Regions from separate parts of the Homo sapiens genome. Here region 1 is linked to region 2. Evidence: chromatin contacts called from ENCODE Hi-C or POLR2A ChIA-PET data. All regions are on one chromosome and are shown on one strand. Each heading gives the region's core, a stretch centred on a gene start or an enhancer-like site at or near the end of the contact. The rest is flanking DNA. Distances are from core to core; before and after follow the strand shown.

Evidence for each region. A loop is a pair of places that touch in the nucleus more often than their neighbours do. ChIA-PET counts read pairs that join two places held with the same protein, here RNA polymerase II (POLR2A). Pooled maps may share reads with other maps.
Region 1: a loop to region 2 is called in a map with no recorded cell type, with 22 times the contacts of the local background. The contact joins the promoter of CAPN10-DT here to the promoter of PER2 in region 2. A Hi-C loop is called at or near these places in 1 of 37 single-sample maps with no recorded cell type and 5 of 50 pooled maps. POLR2A ChIA-PET finds 5 or more read pairs at or near these places in 1 of 52 experiments (MCF 10A).

What each region holds. Positions count from the first base shown.
Region 1 is chr2:240,582,516-240,588,778 of GRCh38, reverse strand. It overlaps CAPN10-DT (CAPN10 divergent transcript), which reads left to right and starts at 2,463. Exons shown (of 1, transcript NR_103792.1): 1 at 2,463-6,029. CAPN10 (calpain 10) reads right to left here and starts at 2,045. Exons shown (of 12, transcript NM_023083.4): 1 at 1,727-2,045. The coding sequence starts at 1,867. RefSeq lists a silencer at 1,779-2,008 and enhancers at 1,208-2,034, 1,973-2,267, 2,319-2,498, 3,489-3,858, 4,229-4,298.
Region 2 is chr2:238,286,056-238,292,874 of GRCh38, reverse strand. It overlaps PER2 (period circadian regulator 2), which reads left to right and starts at 4,265. Exons shown (of 23, transcript NM_022817.3): 1 at 4,265-4,526. It overlaps LOC112268433 (a long non-coding RNA gene), which reads right to left and starts at 5,006. Exons shown (of 3, transcript XR_002959458.2): 1 at 4,978-5,006. RefSeq lists enhancers at 2,702-2,751, 3,826-4,720, 4,805-5,327 and silencers at 3,518-3,787, 4,128-4,277.

The DNA of each region.
Region 1 (6,263 bases), core at 1,214-3,713, 2.3 Mb before region 2:
TTAAGACATTATCTCTCAGCACCATAGTCTCCTTCAGGCTTCTCTTCATTACAGCTCTTGAAAGAGCTGCCATGCCCACTACCTGCTTCCCATTCACTCTCCACACAGGCTCCTCTAGCTTCTGAGCCAATCATGGCCCCTAAACTGCCTCGATCAATGTCGCTGTCACCTCTATGTTATCAAACCCACTGGGCTTCTCTTGGTCCCAACTCTCTTCCCCAACTACTCAGCAGCATTCACAACAGCAGAACAGCCATCTGCTGCCCCTGAGGTGGTCCCCACTCAGCTTCTGTGAGGCCGCATGCTCCCCGGGTGTCCTCTCCCTCACTGCCTGCTGCTTCTCAAGTCTATCTGTCAGGGCACCTGCCTGACCCCAAGAAATGTTAGGGTTCCTCAAGGCTCAGCCCCAAGGCCCCCTTCTTCTTTACTGATACTCCCCCGAGACACTCTCCCAGGCTGTGGACTGTAAACCATCTAATATGCTCCGCCTCCCAGAAGAATGCCTCTAGCCTATCCCTGCTCCGTATCCACCTGCCTCCAGGACAGATCCACCTGCCTCCAGGACAGCTCCACCTGAAGACGTGAGAGCAAAGCCCAACTCTAGGTCACCCCCAGGCTCTGTCCCAGGACCACCATCCACCCACCTGTTCAGGCCAGAAACCCAGAAGGCATGTTGATCCCTCCACTATCCTCACCCTCTATTTCAATCAGTCACTATGGCCTCTCGATCCCCCCTGCAAGGTACGTCTCAAACCAATCTACTCCAAACCCACATCCTAACAGTCGTCAAGCTAATCTGAGCCCCTTCATCTTTCTCCAGGACCACTACAATGGACCCTTGCATTCTTGCCCCGACAACCCACTTCCCACCCAGCAGCAAGAGTGAGCTTGTAAAAACACACATCCAAGAGAACCACTCCTCTACCAAAACCCTCTAGTGGCCTCCAGCTGCACCTAAAATCAATCTTTTAACAAAATAAAACCCAAATTCCAATGACAAGGCTCTACATGGTCTGACCCTTGCCTCCTCCCAGGCCCTTCAGTGTTGTCCAAGGAAACCAGGTGGCCTGTCAAAGCCATCTCAGTCACGAGAGCCCAGAAGTTCCAGCTCTGTTCGAAGACTGGCGGCCATCAGTTGTCTCCGCTAAGACCGCATCCACTTAGGGCAAGGTTGCTCCCTGGGCAGTCTTATTCAGCAGATAAACCATTTCTAAAAATATGAACACAGCACTCGGCCAGGGCATCCCTTGGAGGTGCCATTTCTAGGTGTTACAACTGGAAAGGCAGGTGCACAAAATCCAAAACTGAAATTCTATCACGCTTTGCTTTGTGGGCTCGGCCTAGCCACTTCAGAGGGGCACGAGCGGCCCTCTCTGCGGGAGGAGCAGACACAAACGCTCTTCAGGGCGAAAGCAAACAGGTGGGGCGGGGTTTGGGGCTCTGTTAAAACGCCTCTCGCAGCGCTCTGAGCCTCCTGGATTGGAGCTCTCGCAGGCGGAGGCCACGACCTAGTTTAGCGTCCTTAGGGTAGCGCCGAGTCCTGCTCGTTCTGGGCGGGGGTATGAAGGAGGTACGAAAAGAGGGGGCCGGGCGCCCACTTCTGAGGAGAACAACGGCGGACCCTGCGTTCGGAGCTACCCTGGCCGCCCACCCCGCCCCGCTCCCTGCGAGGAGCGGAGATCTCAGAAACCAGAAACGGCGCCCACCGCACCCCACACGGCCCCACCTGGGGCCGCCTCCACGTGATGTCCTCGCGGAACTGGGCCAGCGGCGTAGACAAGTCGCAGAAGAGCGAGGAGTCCGCGGCGGGGAAGGCGGCGTCCCGGAACAGCTCCCTCGCCGGCGTCGCGCCCCGGCCCGCCCGCATCCTCGGCTCCGCGGGCTCCCATCTGCAGCCGGTTGCCTCGGGGTCGCAGCCCCGGAGAGAAGGCGAGTCAGCCGCCGCCGCCTCCGGCCCGCCCCGCCCGTTCCCCGCCCGGCCCAGCCCTCCAAGCCCGAGGGCCCCGCAGGTGCTGGACCAGGCCAGTACGCCGGCCCGCTAGTCTCCCATTGGTAACCAGGCGGCAGCCAACCGGGCGTGGGGTCTCGGGTCACGTGACAGGCGGCCCAATCGCACTCGCGCGACGGAAAGCGCCACGGACGTCGGAGGCCCAGGGGGCGGGGCTCCCGAGCTCCGCTCTTTCGTGGTCGGGCGGCGGACCGCACTGTATTTTTTCCTTCCGGGGGCGGCGGAGCCCAGGGCTATCCCGGCCTCCGCTCATACCCGGAGGGCCGGCAGGCGTTCAGTCCTCCAGCCGGTGAGGCTCGGGCCGGGGTGTCGGGACCGCCTGAACACGCGGGCTCTGGGAGCTTCAGGGACCAGGGAGCCACCTCGGCCGAGTTGCGTCGCAGACTACAGCTCCCAGCATGCGCCGCCGCTCCCAGCATGCACCTTCCTCCCGAAACGCGTCTCTGCTTCCGGCGCTCTGCTGCGGAGGCCGTGGCCGCGGGTAGTTGGGAGGAACCGAGATTTACGCTTGGTAAGGCAAGTTGCGAGCTGTCCGGCGCCGGTCGAGTTCCTGCCGCCGTCGTCGTCAGGCAGGGGAGAAGGGGGCCTCAACCCCTCTAGTGACAGCTGTTTGCTACCTAATAGGGCTTTTCATCCCACCGGGCCCCAGGGCCTTCGTTAGGAGCCCAGCAGGCTCAACTTCTTGCTGTGGTTCTGGAAAAGGGAGTGACCACCTGGCTCAACACCTCTCTCTGTGATGTGTTTGGGAGTTTTGGGAAATGAGACGGCTCCGAGGGAAGAGCTTGAGGGAGCGGCGTCGCACTCGTTCGACCTTCCCGGGCCTGGGCTTTGTTTCTAGGCATTTTAGGTTGAACGCTCTACATCTTAACTGGGGGCAGGGGAGGTGGCCAGAGCATCCCGCTGAGCGTTTTCCGATTCCCCAGATGGCCAGGCACCTGGTCCTGGTGGCTGGACAGTGACCCCGTGGACGCACATTTACAGCTATAGCCATTCAGTGCCGCGGGGAGGTGAGGATAGTGATCCTGGGACCTGCTCGAGGATTCACCCTTGCCCCAAGAACCTGTTCCATTCCCAGGAATGAAGGCGGTCAGGCAGGGGAGGAGAAGGGGGCCTCAACTCTTCTAGTGACAGCAGTTTGCCACCTAATAGAGCTTTTCAGATTTTGCCTCCTCAGGCCATTTTACTCAGCCTCGGACTATCAAGGATGGTCACATTGAAGCTGTTTTTCTGCAGTCAGGAGCGAAAAGTCCCGGCTGTTGAAGGAGAAACTGAATCTGGTTCAGGAGTCCCAGGTTCCTCCCTCTGAGAGGCCAGGTGGGGCCTGCGTGAGTAGCAGTTGTTCAGGTGGCAGGACACTGCTGTTTTCATCCCACCTGGCCCCAGGCCCCTGATTAGGGGCCCAGAGTGCTTATGTACTTGCCTCGGTCTGAGAAAGGGAGTGACTGCATAGCCCAACACCTGTGGGATGCCTCACTGCCCAGATGTTTCATCTCCGGGATGCTTCATTGCCCATTCAGCACCCTCTATGGTGCTGACTCTTCCGGAAGATGTTTCTGATTCCTTGCTAGGCTGGTGGTTGCACCATAGCTGAGAGGACTCAAGAAGAGCCTGGTCTCAGCTTCACCTAGGAGTCCCGGAGGAGTAAGAAACACGTATCTTTCCTGTTCTGGGCACATATGGGTGGGTAGCAGAGCTGAGGCTAGCTGAGGATCCCGACTCTCCTTTGGGAGCCTTTGTTGTGCCGCTCTCCCAGGCTGATCAGATCTGGAGAGCTAACAGCTTCCTGTGGCCACATCTGTGTCCAAGGCTGGGCCCATGCCTGTAGCCAGATTGCCAGGATCTGGAAGGGGCCAAGAGACAGCTGGTGCTGGGTAGGCAGCAGCCCTGTGTCAACCTGCCCCCACTATTACCCCATGCTGTGATTTGCATGTGGTCTGCCCCTGCCCAAAATGGTATTGAAATTTGAGCCTCAATGAGGCAGTGTTAGGAGGTGGTGCCTAGTAGGAGGAGTTTGGGTAATAGGGGTGGATCCCTCATGGATAGGTTAGTGTCCTTTGTGGAGGGGTGAGTTCCCATGAGAGCTGGTTAGAGAGTCAGCCTTCCTGCGGTTGTCTCTTGCTTCCTCTCTCGCCATATGGCCACGTAATCTCTTTGTGCATGCCTCTCCCCTTCTACTTGCTGCCTTGAGTTGAAGTAGCATGAGGCCCTCACCAGGTGCAGCTGCCCAATCTTGAAATTTCCACCAGAATTTTGAGCCAAATAAACCTGTTTTGCTTTTTTAAAAAAATAAATTCCCCCACCTTGGCTGGGCGCAGTGGCTCACGCCTGTAATCCCAGCACTTTGGGAGGCCGAGGCGGGCGGATCACGAGGTCAGATCGAGACCATCTTGGCTAACACGGTGAAACCCCATCTCTACTGAAAAAAAAAAAGAAACAAAAAAATTAGCCAGGTGTGGTGGCGGGCACCTGTAGTCCCAGCCCCTCACTCGGGAGGCTGATTGAGGCAGGAGAATGGTGTGAACCCGGGAGGCGGAGCTTGCAGTGAGCCCAGATCGCACCACTGCACTCCAGCCTGGGCGACAGAGCGAGACTCCGTCTCTAAATAAATAAATAAATAAATAAAACAAACCCAACCTCAGGTATAGCAGTGTGAAACAGACTAAGACATTCCACATGCCCTGTGGTCCCATCTGCTACCCCAGGGTGCAAAGATGTTCCCTCAGCCCTGAAGAATGACATTCCCCCCGGCTCCTGGGATATCTGGAGGGGTTGTAAGCAGCTTGGGTTGGTGAGATAAGGAGTTTGGGGGGCAGCTGATTCATGACCCTGGCCTCCTCAACTGCAGGCTCTTGGTCTGAAGTACTGTAATTAAAGTATGAGAGCCTCGGGGCCCTCACTTCAAGGAGGGAAGAGCATCCCCATGCCTCAGCGTTTGGGGATTGTAGGGAGATGAGAGTCCTTCAGGTGGGACTAGTTCCCGCCATGACCCCACTGCTGGCCAGTGGCCTGAAACGCATCTGACCACTTCTCAGGTTCATGGGTGTTGAGGAGGAGCCCTGTGGAATCAACCCTGTCTGCCTCCTCTTATCCTGCCACTCCTCTTGCTCTGTCTGGATGACTGCCCTTGTTTTTCAAGGGAATGTTCCCTGTCTTCCTCAGCCAGGATTTTTTCTGAACTTGACATCTCCGTTTGTTCAGGGGGCAATCATTGGGCACTTCACTGTGCTGGTCCTTGCATTCTCATGGAGATGCAGAGATTAAAAATTAGTATCTTGTCCACATACTGCCCAGAGTTAGCAAGGATTGCTTTTCTGTGGATTTGTCTCAGGTCGGGCACAGTGGGGGTAGGGTCCTTCTCGAACCTTTTCCTAGCCTAAAGGTTCCAGCTGAATCTTCCCAGGCAGGGCTGAAACAGGAACCATTTTAGGCTTTGCTGCAACCCATGGTCAGTTCTCCAAGAAAAGTGAAGAGGGTTCCACCTGGGGCAGCCCTCAAGGGCTCAGAGGGCCAAAACACACGTACAACATGTTGAGACACTGAGTTTGTGCGATCCCCACACATCTCAGCAGTGAGTATTTCTGCCTCATTTTACCGATGAGGAACCTGAGCTTCAAAGGGAAGAGGTGACAGCTCAGGACCACACAGCTGTAGGTAGGAGGCAGGAAAATAGGGTCTGAGTGCAGGGAACATAGGCTGATTCACACTTCAGTTATGATAGGAAATACCTTCTCCATAGGACATAGGCCAAGCAAATGACTTTGTAACTTCATCCTCTCCATCTGCATAACGTGTGCCCCAAGTAACCAATGGAATCACCTAGAGGGTGTTTAAACTCTCAGAAGTTCTGTAACAGGCTCTCCATCTACATAACGTGTGCCCCAAGTAACCAATGGAATCACCTAGAGGGTATTTAAACTCTCTGAAGTTCTGTAACAGGGCTTTTGTGCTCCTATGCTCAGGCTCACCCCCACACTGTGGAGTGTACTTTCATTTTCAATAAATCCCTTCATTCCTTCTTTGCTCTCTGTGTGTGTTTTGTCCAATTCTTTATTTAAGACGCCAAGAACCTGGACATCCTCCGCTGTTAACAGTAGGACGCATCAACTCCTTAGAGTTGGGGCAGCCAGCATAAAAGGAGGCTGACCTCAGCCCGCTTCATTTACTGCAACGTGAGGAATGGATTCTTTGTTGGCAATATTTTAGATTGAGCTTTTTTTCTCATTATAATACATGCTTAGTAAACAGAGTGGGAATA
Region 2 (6,819 bases), core at 3,016-5,515:
TCCAAGCTACTCAGGAGGCTGAGGCAGGAGAATCTCTTGAACCCAGGAAGCGGAGGTTGCAGTGAGCCGAGATCATGCCACTGCACTCCAGTCTGGGCGAAAGAGTGAGACTCTGTCTTAAAAAAAAAAAAAAAGAGAAAGAAAAAGAAAAACAAACAAAAATCTTAGCGAATTAGAATATATGGCAATGGACATCTATAAAAAAGAAAAACAAAAATCTTAGCGAATTAGAATATATGGCAATGGACATTTATAAAAAAACAAACATCTAAGGCTCATCATACCTGGTGGTGAAATACTGAACACTTCCTCCCCCAGGGTGGAACGGGCCAAGGATGCCCACTCTCACCATTCTATTCCACATCAAATGCGGGTCCTAGCTTGTGCCACCAGCTCTGTGATCTCTAGGGCATCCTTTGCAAAGGAGCCATTGGGACATGGATGCTTACATTCCAGGCTCCAAGCAAGCTCCTTTCCCCAGGCTCTTCTCCAGGGTGAGGCGAAGAAAGATGGGGACTGCACACCCATCGTGGATGGCTCAATCTTGTGACTTCCTTGGGGAAGACATATGAGAACACGTGTGTGCACATCACACCCACATGTCTCCCCTAAACAAAGAACAGCCTCCCTGGATCTATATTTAGTTTAAAAATCAAAAAGCCTTCTCAGTAGGTAGCTAGCATGATAAAGATGCCTTCTTCTTTTTTTGAAAAGATAGGATCTCAGTCTTGCTCTGTTGCCCAGCCTGGAGTGCAGTGATGCAATCACAGTTCACTGCAACCTCGAACTCCTGGCCTCAAGGGATCCTCCTGCCTCAGCCTCCCAAGTGGCTGGGACCACAGGAACATGCCATCATGCCTGGCTTTCTTGTTTTTTGTAGAGACAGTGTCTCACTATGTTGCCCAGGCTGTTCTCAAACTCCTGGGTTCAAGAAATCCTCCCACCTTGGCCTCCCAAAGAGCTGGAAGATACTTTCTTTATACCGGTCCGCAAACCACCTCATGTCCAGGGACAGGCACCTGCCCTCGGGTCACTAGAGGCAAGTTGTCCTTGTCTCACCCTGAGACCCTGGACACAGGTGCCCGCGCCCTTGAGGTCACCTCTGTGAGCTGGCTGAGGGTCTCCCTGCCAGGAGCTGCCACCATGCCAAGCTGGGGTCAGCCGTAGGTCAGCGCTGGGTTCAAGGGAGGCTGGAGAGTAAGGGTTGGGCATTATCATCTCCAATGTCCCTAGGCCCAAGAAAGGGGCTCCAGCACTAGGGGGCCAGAAAGCTTGACAGTGTCCCCTCCATCTCTTTAGAGAGACTTTGCTGGCCACCACCTCCTCCATTTGCAGAGGGAATTCTCTTCCTAGCCGCCTGTCCTTTGGCCCTCCAGCTAGCCAACCCGCAAACCATGCCACCTACAATGAGAGGAAGCAGTGATCAGCACAGTTGCCTGGTACATAGTAGTTGCTCAGTAAACAATTGGCTGGGTGCATGAGTGAATGAGAGGGCCAGTGAGTGGACTGGCAAGGGCATGGAGGCCTGGGTGCAGAGAGGCCCTACAGGCAGGCCCAGACATAGATGGGTGGGCCAACTTGGGCCAGGCTTACTGGTGGAAACAGGCTGGTGGGAGTGGGTGGAGCAGGGGCCAAGCAGCCTTTAGCTGGGAGGCCAGCTCCTCCCACTGGCAGCATTCCCAAGGTAGGTGGGGACCCTGGCTTACCACTCCACCTCCACCCCCAACTAAAGGACTAGCTGTCTCCTAGCCAGCCTGCCTCCCACAGTGCCAACAGCAATTCCCCTATCCAAGAGCTCTGAGCTCCGTGCTGGAGGTGACAGCTGGCCAGTGTGGGCTGGCTAGGAAAGGGTTCATCCCCCTTCCTTCTCCAATCTGACTGCCCCAATTTGCGCTCTCTCTCTGTCACCATCTTGGTTCAGCAAGAATGGCATCCATGCACTTGGCCTGATTGTAGGAGCTCATCCCCTGAGCGCTGTCCTCTGTTGGAGCTGGGATGGAGGCTTCTGTCCATGGCTGTCCTATTCCCTCAGGACCTACACACCACAACTTAGACAAAATTGCCTCTGAATCTGCCTCCTCCCCCCTTCTACATCACCAACTCCTTACAAGCAGGGATGCAGTGAGATGTATTTTTGCATGCCCCTCAACACTCAGGTGTCAACAAGTATTTGTGGAGTGTACACAAATTTCCAATAATAGGAAAGAAGAAACTGGCTGTGAATCACTGAAAATAGATGAGATTCTGAAGAGTCCTAGAGCCCAAAGCACTTGATAATTTCTAAAAGAATTGATTTCAATATATTTCTACCAGATTTATTGGTGGAAATAAAAAAGGCTACATTTAGGGAGGAAATGTGACATCAGGTAGCAGGCTGAATATGGAGCAAGACCCAGCAAAAGCATGAAGAAGAATCTCGGTAAGGTGTGGATGAGCTGTCTGTTTACTCTTGTTTCCAGAACAATGGAGCTCCCCATTGACGTCAATGGGAGGGAAGAAACAAAAGAGCCTTTGGGTGTGTGCAGGGCGCAGCAGCCGGGCCTGGGTTTGCTTGGCATTTGTGTGTGTATGTGTTAGGGAGAGGGGGCGGGGAGTGTGTCGAGGTGTCAATGTCAGAGGAACAGGAGGAGGGGCCACCTGACTGAGTGTGTGAACAGCATGCAGGCCTCCCGGGGCTTCTGTGGGAAGGGCTGCCCCGATGAACTTGGTATTTGCCCTGGTTTGCATCTGAGAAGTTGCACACACACCTTGTCAAGTAGAAGAGAAGGAGTTATCACACTCAGGAATTCCTGATGTGGGTTCATAACTTTTCCTTCTGTCCCATCCCTGGTCCCCAGGTGAGTCCAGGTAAAGAAGAACAAGAAGAGTAAAGAGAGATGCTGCGGGCTCCAGCTTCTTGGACAGTCTCGCCTTCCCCATGAGAGCCTACACATTCAGAGCCTGCTGCGTGGGAGCCTGAAAGCTCCTTCCTGTCCTGTAAGTCTCAGGCTTCTACCCAGACCCGGGGAAATTGTACTCTTTCTCCTGACACTTTAAATGGAAGTTTAGAGGCTCCACATGCCCCACACAATGCTTACCGAAACAAGGTGATGCAGGGTCCCGCGCTGTCTCCCAGGACAACCTCCTACCCCTGGCTCCTGCGTCTCTACGGCTTGCACCGTTGTAAGGCGTCCCTTTCTCAGGGCCCATCTTACCCGCCTTGGAAGTGCTGCCTTTCTCACGGAGCCTGTGGGGATAGCTCTGGTTAATTTATAGCCCACATCGCCCAATTTAGCATTTGATTAAGTTTCCTTTTTATGAGATAGTCCTTTCTCCCTAGTGATGCGCTTGGGGGCAGGGACAACATCATTTCTTTCTTTTGTACCTCCCCAGAGTAACAATGACTCTATTTCCTGAACCAAAAATTGCAACACGTGGTCTCAAAAATAAGAAAGGTCACTTGGTAGCTGCCGGGACAAGTGTCGACCACAGGCACCTCAGAGGCCCGGGTGGGCGTGCCCCCGGAGCTGCTGCAGGGCGGTGCTGCCACCTTCTCCTGGGCTGCTCCGGGGCCCCGCGATGAATGAGTGAGTGAATGAGTAAATGAATGAATGTGAATGCGTGAATGAAGCATGCCGCGCGGACTTTCCCGCGGCCCTGGCCGCTGGGGGCGCGCCTCTGGCCGGTGGCCGGAGGTGGAGGTCTCCCTCGTCCGGCTTCGGCGCGCCGGGTCTGCCAGGCCGGCCGGAGGTGCGCAGGAGCCCCGCGCCCAGCTCCCCCGCCCGCAATGGTACGCGCCACTCCGCGCTCCCCGAGCTGGCGGGCTTGAGGGCGTAGTGAATGGAAGGCGCCGACGCCGGAAGTGGATGAGACCACTAGGGAGGACGACGGGTAGCACGAACGCGCCGCGTCTCCATTGAGGAACCGACGAGGTGAACATGGAGTTCCATGTGCGTCTTATGTAAAAAGAGCGACGGGCGCGGCCACCAATGGGCGCGCGGCGTTCGTAGGCCCCGCCCCTCATGTATGCAGATGAGACGGAGTCGCGGCCAATGGCGGAGGCCGGGGGCGGGCGCGGCGCGCGCGGTCACGTTTTCCACTATGTGACAGCGGCGACTCGGCCGCGGCGGAGGCGGCGGCGCTGAGGGGATACGTGCAGCTGTGGGCGGCGGCGGCGGGCGCGGGGCCGGGCGGACAGAGCCGCGAGTCGGCGGAGGGACCGGCGGACGGGCTGACGCGGGCGCGGCCGGCGGTAAGTGGCGCGGCGCGGCCCCGCTGCGGCTTACGTAACCGCCGCCGGCGCGCGGGCCTCGGGCAGGTCGGGGTCCCAGCGCCGGCTCGGGCAGCGGAGGCGCCGCCGGAAGTTCCTTGGGCTGCTGGACTCCTCGGCTTGAAACGGCGCCGGCGTGGGGGCGTGTGCCCTTGGCCCTGTCCCAGGTGGAGAGTGGTCGAGCCGCGCGCAGGGTGCGCTCGTTTGAACTGCGGTGACACCGAGGGTTGGGGACTCGAACCCCCGCTTCGCAGCTCAGGAGCCTGAGGTCCGAAAGGTGAGGCAGCGTGTGTAGGGCACCGAGCTACCGAGTGACTGCGCGCGGGCTGCGGTTCCGTGGGCGATTCTCTTTTGGGAACCCTCCCTCCCCTCGCATGGGGAAGGCCAAGGAAACCAAGGGTCAGCGCAGCCGGCCCTGGGATCTGGAGGACCCTCGGGGAGCTGACTGCCTCTTCTGAGGCCACAGGGCTAAGTCCTGGGCTGGGGAAGGGCCATGGAGGGGCGCTGATCTAGGAGCTTTTCCTGGACACCCACGGGTCTCCTGGAATGGGTGATCAGAGGGACAAGGAAGTCCCGGTGCCAAGCCAGGCCTGGGAACCTGAGGGCGGGGAGACCCTCTAATGTTCGCCCCTTTGCCTCCCCTGGACCACCCTGTATTAATTCCCTTTCCCCGGACTGGATAGAAGGGAATGGGGGTGTCCACTCTTTGGTGCAGCAGTCGCGCCTACCTTCTGGGATGTACTTTGGCTGCCAAGTCCCAGACATAGACCAGGGGGTGGGAGGTGGCCTGCTTCCCCCTTCAGGAAGGCCAGGGTAAGGGATGACGAGTTGGTTGCCAGGGTTTCTGTAACCTACACAGAAGGAACCCGTTTGGAAAGCTGATTCATACAGAACAACAGAGCCAGAAGGCACCCTGAAAATCACCCAGAGTAACCCCTCAGCCTGACAGATGAGCAAACTGAGGCCCAGGCCCAGGCTGTCTGCAGGATCTTCCCATCGTCCTGGGGCAGGATGAGCTTCAGAGGTTCAGTGATGGCCTCCACTTGCGTGCTGAATCCTGGGTGGGCTGGAATTTGGGAGGAAGGGCCTTAAGTCCGGGAAATGTGTTAAGAACCCCACACGGTGGCTAAAGCCCCACATGGACGCCTCTCACCTGTATATGGCACAGCAGGACTGCTAGACTTCTTGGCCCACCCTCTACCCCCACCTGGGGCTTCTGGTCCCAGGCTGGGTGTGCCTGAGAAGAAAACAGGACTCTACCTGAAGGCTTTATTTGGAAATTGAGTTTTAAAATACAAGGTGAATTGATTTTTGTGTGCTATATGACTATAATGAAGAAAGGGACTCCGTTTTTTTTGAGTGGAAGCTGTGTGGTGTGCCAGCGCGGGGATGGCACCGTGGGTGTTTGCAGTTATCTGTCACTGTCGCCTTGGTATGATTCATTGGTACAGAACTAACGCAGCCCTGGCTTTCTGTGGAGACTGGAGTGCCAGGTGGGAAGGGGGAGCCCTGTGTCAGCCAGCTGGCTGCTGCTGGCTCCCAGTCTGGGCCTCAGTTTCCTTGTTTGTTTGGAGGGGCTCAGATTGGGCAGTCTCAGAGGTCTACTTTAATTCCCAGGTTTTTGGTTTTCTGTTACCCTACAGATGATTTTTCCCAGGTTTCTCGCAGGAGACAGAGGCTTCTGATATGCTCTTGCCTTTGGGCCAAGTAATGTTCTCCTGTGAGCCACGTCTGCAGTGCTTACAAGGAAAAAGGAAAGATTCCTCTCCTGTGCACTACTTCTCGTACCCACTGAACTTTCTCAAAAATACTGGTAGTCACACTGCTGTTTTTAAGCGATGATGTAACTTCACCAGGACTCGGCAAACCACGGCTCTGTCAGGTCATTGAACAGCTGGCAGGGCCACTTGGCGTTTAGTCAGAAGAAAGACAGGCTCTGGGTGTGCTTTTACCTTTTGAAAACTACTCTGTTTGGCAGAGGGAGCCAGAAACACACAATTCCATAAGCTTGGCAGAGACTGTCGCCACACTTCTGGAAAGCTGGCCCACCTTGGGAACCAAGGGAGAATTAGTCTAGAGGGGGCCTCTGATGGACCCCTCCCCCAGCCCACGCACTCCCCCCTAGGGACCAGGCCCTCCTTTCAACTCATTATGCTCATCGTGTACACATTTGTAACAAGTTTGTTACCATATCTCCAAGTCTAGAGCAAATTAGAAGCAGTAAATGAATAGCAGTGACTGGTGACAGGAGTCAAGGCCACTTGGTTTTCAGAGACTGGTAGTTCCCAAGACAGAGTGAGCTGCCGTGCTGAACCCTCACCGGCCTCGAAGGGTTCCTCGTGCTCTTCCTGGGGTGACATAGAGGAATCAGAATCCACTCTTTAAGAAACCAGGTACAGGAGGAGCAGATGCCTGAGCTTCCTGCAATTCGGAGTAGCTCAGTCCCTGACCACCGGGGAGCTAGGAGGCTGACACTTTTGCCTTTATTTGCTTTAAAGTCTTGTAGTTCTAAAAATGTAGGGATTTAAAAGTCTGAATTGAGATCATTGAAGGTGTCCTAGTGAGGCCAA